Regions from separate parts of the Homo sapiens genome. Here all the other regions are linked to region 1. The links are chromatin contacts, found by Hi-C or POLR2A ChIA-PET in ENCODE. All regions are on one chromosome and are shown on one strand. The core of a region is the stretch at or near the end of the contact, and the rest is flanking DNA. Distances in the headings are between cores, read along the strand shown.

Evidence for each region. A loop is a pair of places that touch in the nucleus more often than their neighbours do. ChIA-PET counts read pairs that join two places held with the same protein, here RNA polymerase II (POLR2A). Pooled maps may share reads with other maps.
Region 2: a map of ascending aorta shows a loop between it and region 1 (1.9-fold over the local background). The contact joins the enhancer-like site here to the promoter of NINJ2-AS1 in region 1. A Hi-C loop is called at or near these places in 1 of 168 maps with a recorded cell type or tissue (ascending aorta) and 1 of 50 pooled maps. POLR2A ChIA-PET finds 5 or more read pairs at or near these places in 2 of 52 experiments (AG04450 and OCI-LY7).
Region 3: a loop to region 1 is called in a pooled map of gastrocnemius medialis, with 2.0 times the contacts of the local background. The contact joins the enhancer-like site here to the promoter of NINJ2-AS1 in region 1. A Hi-C loop is called at or near these places in 5 of 50 pooled maps. POLR2A ChIA-PET finds 5 or more read pairs at or near these places in 2 of 52 experiments (GM10248 and activated T-cell).

Annotation. Positions count from the first base shown.
Region 1 is chr12:629,455-632,154 of GRCh38, reverse strand. NINJ2-AS1 (NINJ2 antisense RNA 1) reads right to left here and starts at 1,264. Exons shown (of 5, transcript NR_122124.1): 1 at 1,170-1,264. The region is part of intron 1 of NINJ2 (ninjurin 2); the gene reads left to right. RefSeq lists silencers at 1,239-1,338, 1,399-1,478.
Region 2 is chr12:480,299-482,998 of GRCh38, reverse strand. All of the region lies in intron 1 of B4GALNT3 (beta-1,4-N-acetyl-galactosaminyltransferase 3), which reads right to left. Among named protein-coding and RNA genes, the nearest start is that of B4GALNT3, 22 kb to the right of the region's middle. Within about 2 kb of position 1,423, at least 10 of the 41 ENCODE cell types and tissues checked have a DNase peak (open chromatin) inside an H3K27ac peak, as active enhancers do; they include ascending aorta, where a contact is called at or near this core.
Region 3 is chr12:856,310-859,009 of GRCh38, reverse strand. WNK1 (WNK lysine deficient protein kinase 1) reads right to left here. Exons shown (of 28, transcript NM_018979.4): 5 at 1,761-1,849. Among named protein-coding and RNA genes, the nearest start is that of RAD52, 92 kb to the left of the region's middle. Within about 2 kb of position 1,254, at least 6 of the 41 ENCODE cell types and tissues checked have a DNase peak (open chromatin) inside an H3K27ac peak, as active enhancers do.

The DNA.
Region 1 (2,700 bases), core at 15-2,514:
TCAGACTTCATCCTCCCGGGTCCCCCATGTCCCTTCAACGTCTGATTAATTCTCCAGTCAACTCCCTGCTAATAGTCCACCCACAAATTGCTATTTCAGCTGACCTTCCCCAAAACTTGAGCATCCTTACCAAATACCTTGGGCTTCCTCATAACCTGGTTATCTTCTCATCTGCATGCCTTTCTGGAATAATTTTGAAGTATTAAAAAAAACTCCTCTAATTGTCAAGGGCATGCAGGAAGCTCAGCCCCTAAGGAGCATTGCAGAAATCTGGAGTTCTACTCTGTTTATACCTAAATCTAGCCTTCCAGGAGTTTCAGATAGTTTCCTGGAAACATTTTGTGCTTTGTGTTTTTCACCTTTCTCTCTTAATTGAATATGGGGTGAGGAGCAAGAAAGGGGATTGTGAATTACAATTACAAACAGTACACACATAACACAGGGACAATCTTTGCATTTCTCATTTCTGATCCCAGGGATCAGAGGTAGAGGCAGGCCAGGCGCGGTGGCTCACGCCTGTAATCCCAGCACTTTGGAGGCCGAGGCAGGCGGATCACGAGGTCAAGAGATAGAAACCATCCTGGCCAACATGGTGAAACCCCGTCTGTACTAAAAATATAAAAATTAGCTGGGCGTGGTGGCGCGCGCCTGTACTCCCAGCTACTCGGGAGGCTGAGGCAGCAGAATCGCTTGAGCCCGGGAGGCGGAGGTTGCATTGAGCAGAGATCACGCCACTGCACTCCCGCCTGGTGACAGAGGGAGACTCCGTCTCAAAATAAATAAATAAATAAATAAAAATTTAACAAAAAAAGGTAGAGGCAGCTCTCAGGTGAGTAAATTCGCAGATGCCCACGCATGTCTGGAACATACCCCAGGGGTCATTAGAGACTGCCCAGCAGAGGCGGGAGGATCTTCCGTTTGCTTTTCCTTCAGAACGTTTGTCCGGAGAGCATCCTGTTCTGTTATATGCATATCCACCTCCGTCTCCAAATTACTAGGTTGAGCACAGTGCTCAGTGCCTGGCATTGAGTTAGAAATAGAAAATGAGCTGGCGAGTCCCGGCCCGAGGCTGTGACAGGGGCCATTACTGAGCCCACTCCCCACCAACCTTTCTGCGGTTTAACTGACTCTCCTCCTTCCCCTCCAGATCCCAAGGGCTTGACTCCTACCTCCTCTAAGGCATTTTGAAAAGTTTGCAAATGCACCCTTGATCCTAGCACGTACTTAAGAAGCGGCTCCCCCCTAGAACGTCAGGCTTGAAGCTGACCCCTTCTTCCTCCTCCCGCGCCATTTGGGTCTGTGCGCAGGGCCGGAAGCCTGCTGGGGAGGGGCACGAGGCCGGGCTGGGGCCTCTCCGGAGGGAGCCCGCCGCCCCGCCCAGGGCGCACGCACCCAGCCTCTGAGGGAGGAAGCTGAATGGGGCCAGAGGCTGGCCCTCTTTGGGGATTTGCATTATACAGGCTGTATTTAGAAGCAGCGGCGGGGAGCGGTGGCTCACGCCTGTGATCCCAGCATTTTGGGGGGCCGAGGCGGGCAGATCACCTGAGGCCAGGAGTTCGAGACCAGCCTGTCAACATGGTGAAACTCCGTCTGTGCTAAAAATACAAAAAAAATTAGCCAGGCGTGGTGGCCGGAGCCTGCAGTCCCAGCTACTCGGGAGGCTGAGGCAGGAGAATCGCTTGAACCCGGGAGATGGAGCTTGCAGTGAGCCGAGATCACACCACTGCACTCCAGCCTGGGCAACTCAGCGAGACTCCGTCTCAAAAAACAAAACAAAACAAAACAAAACAAAAAACCAAGAAAAAGAGAATAAAAAAAAATAGAAGCAGCTTTCTTGCTGATAGAAAGCAATGACCCTCTCTGCTATAATTACAACTGAAGAGTCACTTTCTTTCAAAAACTCTATTTTCAGATGTTTACCACTTTCTTTAAAAAGGAAAAAAAATTTGCCTCAAAGGCAGGCAGTCCCCAGGGCATTTCTGGTCTCCTGGGGAAGGAACCTAAGAGCGGTTTGGTAAAATTCCATTTTGCTATCTTGGCGTTACCTAAGGGCAAGAACTGAGGTGGGGCTTTGGTGACAGCAGGGGCTGAAGAGTGCTCTTTTTCATCATCCAGGGTGTCCAATTGTTTTGTTTCCCTGGGCCACATTGGAAGAATTGTCTTGCCCCACACATAAAATACAGCAACACTAACAATGGCTGATACACTTTTAAAAAATCGCAAAGAAACTTCATATATATATATATATATATATATATTTTTTTTTTTTTTTTGAGTTTTGCTCTTGTCGCCGAGGCTGGAGTGCAACGGCACGATCTCGGCTCACCACAACCTCTGCCTCCCAGGTTCAAGTGATTCTCCTGCCTCAGTCTCCTGAGTAGCTGGGATTACAGGCATGCGCCACCAGGCCTGGTTAATTTTGCATTTTTAGTAGAGACGAGGTTTCTCCATGTTGGTCAGGCTGGTCTCAAACTCCTGACCTCAGGTGATCCACCTGCCTCGGCCTCCCAAAGTGCTGGGATTACAGGCGTGAGCCACCATGCCCAACCAAGAACTCATAATGTTTTAAGACAATTTACGAATTTGTTTTGGGCCGCGTTCAAAGCCGTCCTGGGCTGCACGGGGCCCACAGGCTGTGGGTTGGACAAGCTTGCTGGACTGTCATGAAGTTTTGAGTAGGTTAATTGCGTGGAGAGACCT
Region 2 (2,700 bases), core at 174-2,673, 150 kb after region 1:
GGGGTTAAGGCTGCAGTGAGCCATGATCATGCCACTGCACTCCAGCCTGGGTGACAGAGTGAGATCCTGTCTCCAGAAAAAAAGAGAGAAAAGAAGAATAACACCTGTGTACACTTTCTTTCCTTCTGAAATGGGGTCTCACTATGTTGCCCAGGCTGGAATGTGGTTGCAATTCACAGGCTCTATCATACATCACTTCAGCCTCAAACCCCTGGGCTCAAGTGAACCTCTCACCTTAGCCTCCTGAGTAGCCGGAACTATAGGTGTGTGCCACGGTGCCTGGCTGCATATGCTTAAGAAACAGACACGTTTTGAAGCCCTCTGTGCCTCTCTCCAATCACATCCCCATCTCTCTCACCGGAAATAACGACCTTCCTGAATGGTTTCCTTGGTTTTCTCTTTACCAAATACAGACGAATCCCCACAACTTTTTTCATCATTGTATCCTCCAAATATTGATCTTTATTGGAACTCAATAAATGTTGGATAAATGAAGGGATGACTGTCCTAACAGAACTTAAAACTGGGATTTTGACTTACTAGCTTTTTAACCTTGGACAAGCCTCTTTCAGCCTCAGTTTCCTCATCTGTAAAAGGAGAGCACAGATTCAATGCTCTCTGGGTTCCCTTCCAGCACAGGTCTATGATTAGCCAAGGAGATGTTTCCTGAAGCTTGGACTTGGCATACATGGACTGTGGCAAGCCACTGACGGACGATATCAGAGCTTCCCCACTGGTGTGCTGTGGCTGCTAGTAGGCTCCAAATGGTAACGTGTCCCAAAGTATCAGCCCTCAGTGCTTGGAGCAGCAGAATCTGAGGGCTGGCAACATCCAACCACAAACCTCTTTATACCCCTATGTGTGTTACAAGTATCTTTTCCTGTCATTTTCTCTGTGTACTAACAGGAAGGAGGTTGAGAAGCACTCAATTAGATTATTGGCTCGGGGTTGAGTGGGAGGCTGGATTTAGCCTATAAACCCAGAACGATTTGGGGACACCCTTTTCTTCCTGTTGCCCCTACCTGCCCCATTTCAGAGGCCCACTGACCTACCATCTAAGATGCCGTATCAATGTTTTCTGGTCTACAAAGCCACCTAGAAAGAGGAGATGGAGGACAGAAATATCTTGATGCAAGAGGGAGGAAGGAAGCACCCTCTGTGCAGAGGGACCCTCATCCAGGCTTCCCCACAGCTGAGGCTGAGGCAGGAATATGCCCCCAAGAGCAGACCTGGAGCGCTGTGTCCAGGGCTCCCTGCAGGGCGGCTGAGACTCCCCCCAGCCATCCAGCCCAGCTGCCTGGGCCCAGCCACAGCTGTTGGCAAAGAGTCTCCAGGTCTAAAATTAGCTCCGCTCTCCACCCAGGCAGCTCCACCATGCACTCTGGCAGACAGGGGCCCTGCGGTGAGGTAATGACTGGGGCCTGTCTGCCTGGCCTCAGGACAACACAGGGTTAGGAGAAGGCAGCACAGAGCAAAGTCCCACTTTCCCACCATGGCCAGCCTCAGCTGGGCACTGGAGAAACCACGAGAATCAAGAGTGACTGGATGTGGGCAGCTGGACTCCTGATTTGCTTCTGGTTTTCCTCCATGTCTGCACCCATGGTGCCTACCCCGTCATATCCTAAGGCACACCAAGGAAAGGAAAGCAACCCTTCACTGAGAGCTTGATGTGCTAGCTTTTCAACTTGCTGCCACGGCACTGTGAGGTCAGGGCCATTATTCCCATTACACAGAACGCCACGGGGATGCTCATCCCCTTAGTTGACCTAAGCCAGTGACCCTGGGAGGAAGCATCCAGAGTCCCACCCCTCTTCTTTGGAGGGGAAGTCTGCTTCCTCCAGGGGCACCTCTGGTGAAAGCTCCCTCCCTCCCTGAGGCATGGCCATGACTCACTAACTCCCACCTCGCCTTCCCTCAGCGTCTGATGGTCTTTGTGGTGGGAGCTGCCAAAATAAGCAGCCAATTCCATGGCCAATCCCTGGGCAGAAATCCCTCCCACCCCTGGGCTAAGCACACAGCAGTGTTTCTGTGTTGGCTGCCGAGCAGGCAGGGAGAGATAGAGGCAAGGCTGAGAGGGACTGGTCCAGTCCTTGGCCTGCAAGGGCAGAGGAGGAGGCTGTGACAAAGATGACCACGGTCACCAGGGCCTGGGGAAGTGCCCCCAAGTCCCTGCGCCTCTCCCGCCAAAGGCTCCCCAGAGATGTCTAAGGACCATCGTCCATGACCCATGCAATTGCACCCCTCCTCACAGCCCCCGCCTATGGAGCCCACCCTTTTATTCTCAGGTGACAGGAGGAGGGGTGAGGACAGCCGCGGTCCCGGAGATAAGGCTGGGCCTGGGTCCCACTCCCCGTCCTGCTTGAACGAGAAGGCGAGGTCACCAATAGGAACCCAGGCATCTCCCCAGGGCTCCTTATCATAGTCTTTCTCCAGCCACGGCCAACTCAGAATCCCCAGTGCTAAGGCCAATGCATTTTCTTTGGGAATAATGTCAGTCAGGGGGACCTCAGGAACCAGGCCGTCAAGCCTTCCGTAATGTCAGGGTCAGAGGGACCTCAGGAACCACACCGTCAAGCCTTCCGTGTTTACGGAAAAGGAAACTGACGTCCGGGGGCAGAGCTGACCTGCTCAAAGTCACAGAGCCAGTTCCCACAGAACCAAGACTGGACCCCACACAGCCTGAATCCCACAAGAGTATTC
Region 3 (2,700 bases), core at 5-2,504, 230 kb before region 1:
TTTTTAAATCCAATGATCTCATTAGTAATAGTATACTAGTAATGGCGAGCTAACACAATTGTAACATAATTTTTAAATCCAATGATCTTATTAGTAATAGTATACTAGTAATGGTGGGCTAACACAATTGGCTCTATTAAAGCTTCAAAATACCACATGATCATTTATATAGCATTTTATAAGTAACACAAATCTTCATATTTATGATCTTGTCTGACCAACACCCAATTTGATATCATCTCCTGATTATTAGGAAATGGAGGCCCAGAAAGGTTGAGAATCTTGCTCACAGTTATAAAAGCTGTAAATGCTGAAATAGAAACTAGAAAATAAATATTTTTGTTTCTAGTTTGGTACTTTCTACCACAGCAAGCTTTATTTACACCAGTAAGTTCTCTTAATTCCTTGTTCAATAATTTGTGTACTGGGCAAGCAGAAGTCTGATTGTGAAACAATCTTAAGATAAAATGGTTTCAATATGCCAATCATCTAATAAACTGCTCCAACAAGAGTTGAAACAGGCTGGGCCCAGTGGCTCACACCTGTAATCCCAGTACTTTGGGAGGCCAAGGTGGGTGGTTCACCTCAGGTCAGGAGTCTGCAACCCGCCTGACCAATATGGTGAAACCCTGTCTCTACTAAAAATACAAAAATTAGCCAGGTGCGGTGATGTGCGTCTGTAGTCCCAGCTACTCAGGAGGCTGAGACAGGAGAATTGCTTGAACCTGGAAGGCAGAGGTTGCAGTAAGCTGAGACTATGCCACTGTACTCCAGCCTAGGCGACGTGACAAGACTGTGTCCAAAAAAAAAAAAAAGAGTTGAAACAAACATTCCTTTGTTTATAGTAAAAAGTTCTTAAAGAGATTTAAGTACCCAGCATATATAAAAATGAAAACTCAAACTAAATTTTTACTTAATAAAGGCTTAAAAACCATGAAGTTAAGCTCTTCTAAATAACGATGTTATAAAAAGAACGAGACTGGAGAGGTGAAAAGATGGAATTCTTTAATTCGGTTGATACATCTGATAGCTCTCATTCTTCAAGTGGTAGATTATGCTCAATTTGCAATTTGTATTTGTACTAGCTGGTCTCCTTTTTCTTTTTTGGAGGATGGAAGGGGGTGGCAAAGATAGACTGTTTTTCAGAAACAGACACTGGACCTTCGCCATGCCTGACGGGTGATGAATCAGCTACATGGCAGATCAGATACTTGCCACTCCTCTAAGAGAAGCCCTCTGTTAGTACAAATGACTAAGCCACATCTCCTTCCAACCCCTGGGCCAAGTCTTCTCTTTTTACTCAAGGAATTTTGATGTTTTGCTCTTCTTCAATTCTGGCGTAAGGACGGCAAATCAGACCTGTAATAGCTGAGCTGACTTTAAAGAGCCAAAGTTTTATTTCACCACTTAGAATTCAATGGTAAAGGACTAAGAAAAGATTTCCTGTGTTAGATATTAAACTCTTTTTTGAGTTTTATAAATCATGCTGATGTTTTAAGTAAGCAGTTCTCATGGAATGTAGCTATGTTTATGGTGGTTCTGGTTTACTGAAACTCTACCAAACCATATTTTTACAGTGTTCCAGTATATCAAATCTGAATAACCACAATGAACAAAACCCTACCTTTAAAAATGTTACAGGCACAAATAGAGAAACCAATCACAAATATTAAATACACCGTAGAATGTGTGTTGTACTCAAAGCACATTACTTTTTAGGTTTTGTTCAAGTATCACCCAGATCAAAAGAGGCAACTTACCTTTCATCTTTGTTTTGTCGTATGCATCCTTCAATAATTTCCTTCACTTCAGGAATTGCTACTTTGTCAAAACTGGCTGGCTTCACCCCCTGAAAACCATAAACAGAAATACATTAATAAAAGCAGGGCCTTTGAACTTTGTTTTTTAAATTTCCAATTAAGGTTCTTTTAGGTTCCTTTCTTACTATCCCGGCTTTTTTTCTGACTCGCCTGCAGGAGTTGGTCCATGCAGTGTCACAGTTGGGTAGTGACAACTTAGCTCTTCACAAGAAAACATGGAACAGTGACAGCAGGGTCACTTACTTCCATATGTGACAATGAAAAAATTTAGGCAGATGTTAATATCTTCTGCTGTGTTTCAAGTAAAGGAATTTATTGCCTAAAAAAGAAAGCTAAATGTTCTAATTGGTTAGAAGATCTTTTGTTCAACCTTGTTCCCTAAACACATAAATCAATACAGCATTTAACTATTTTGAACACTGAACCCATGTGTGGGCATGAATTCACATGCTTAGTTTGGCAGGGATTATATTATTATAGTAATCTTTAACAAACTCAAAGGAGTTGAGGATTTATATTGTTTTGGTATGATAACTGAAGAGCAAATTGTCCTGCACAAATAAAACACAATGAAAAGTAATATATTGGACCCATACGAAAGACAAGCTCTGCAATTAATCTCAGAAGAAAACTCATTACCACTATCACATGTGATACTACATAGTAGTCATCACAGTAATAGTTTAAAATCTTTATAAAGTATAAATAAATTCTTTCTTATTTTTTTTTTTCCCTCGAGATGGAGTCTTGCTCTGTTGCCCAGTATGGAGTGCAGTGGTGTGACCTTGGCTCACTACAACCTCTGCCTCCTGGGTTCACGTGATTCTCCTGCCTCAGCCTCCTGAGTAGCCGGGAATACAGGTATACGCCACCATGCCCA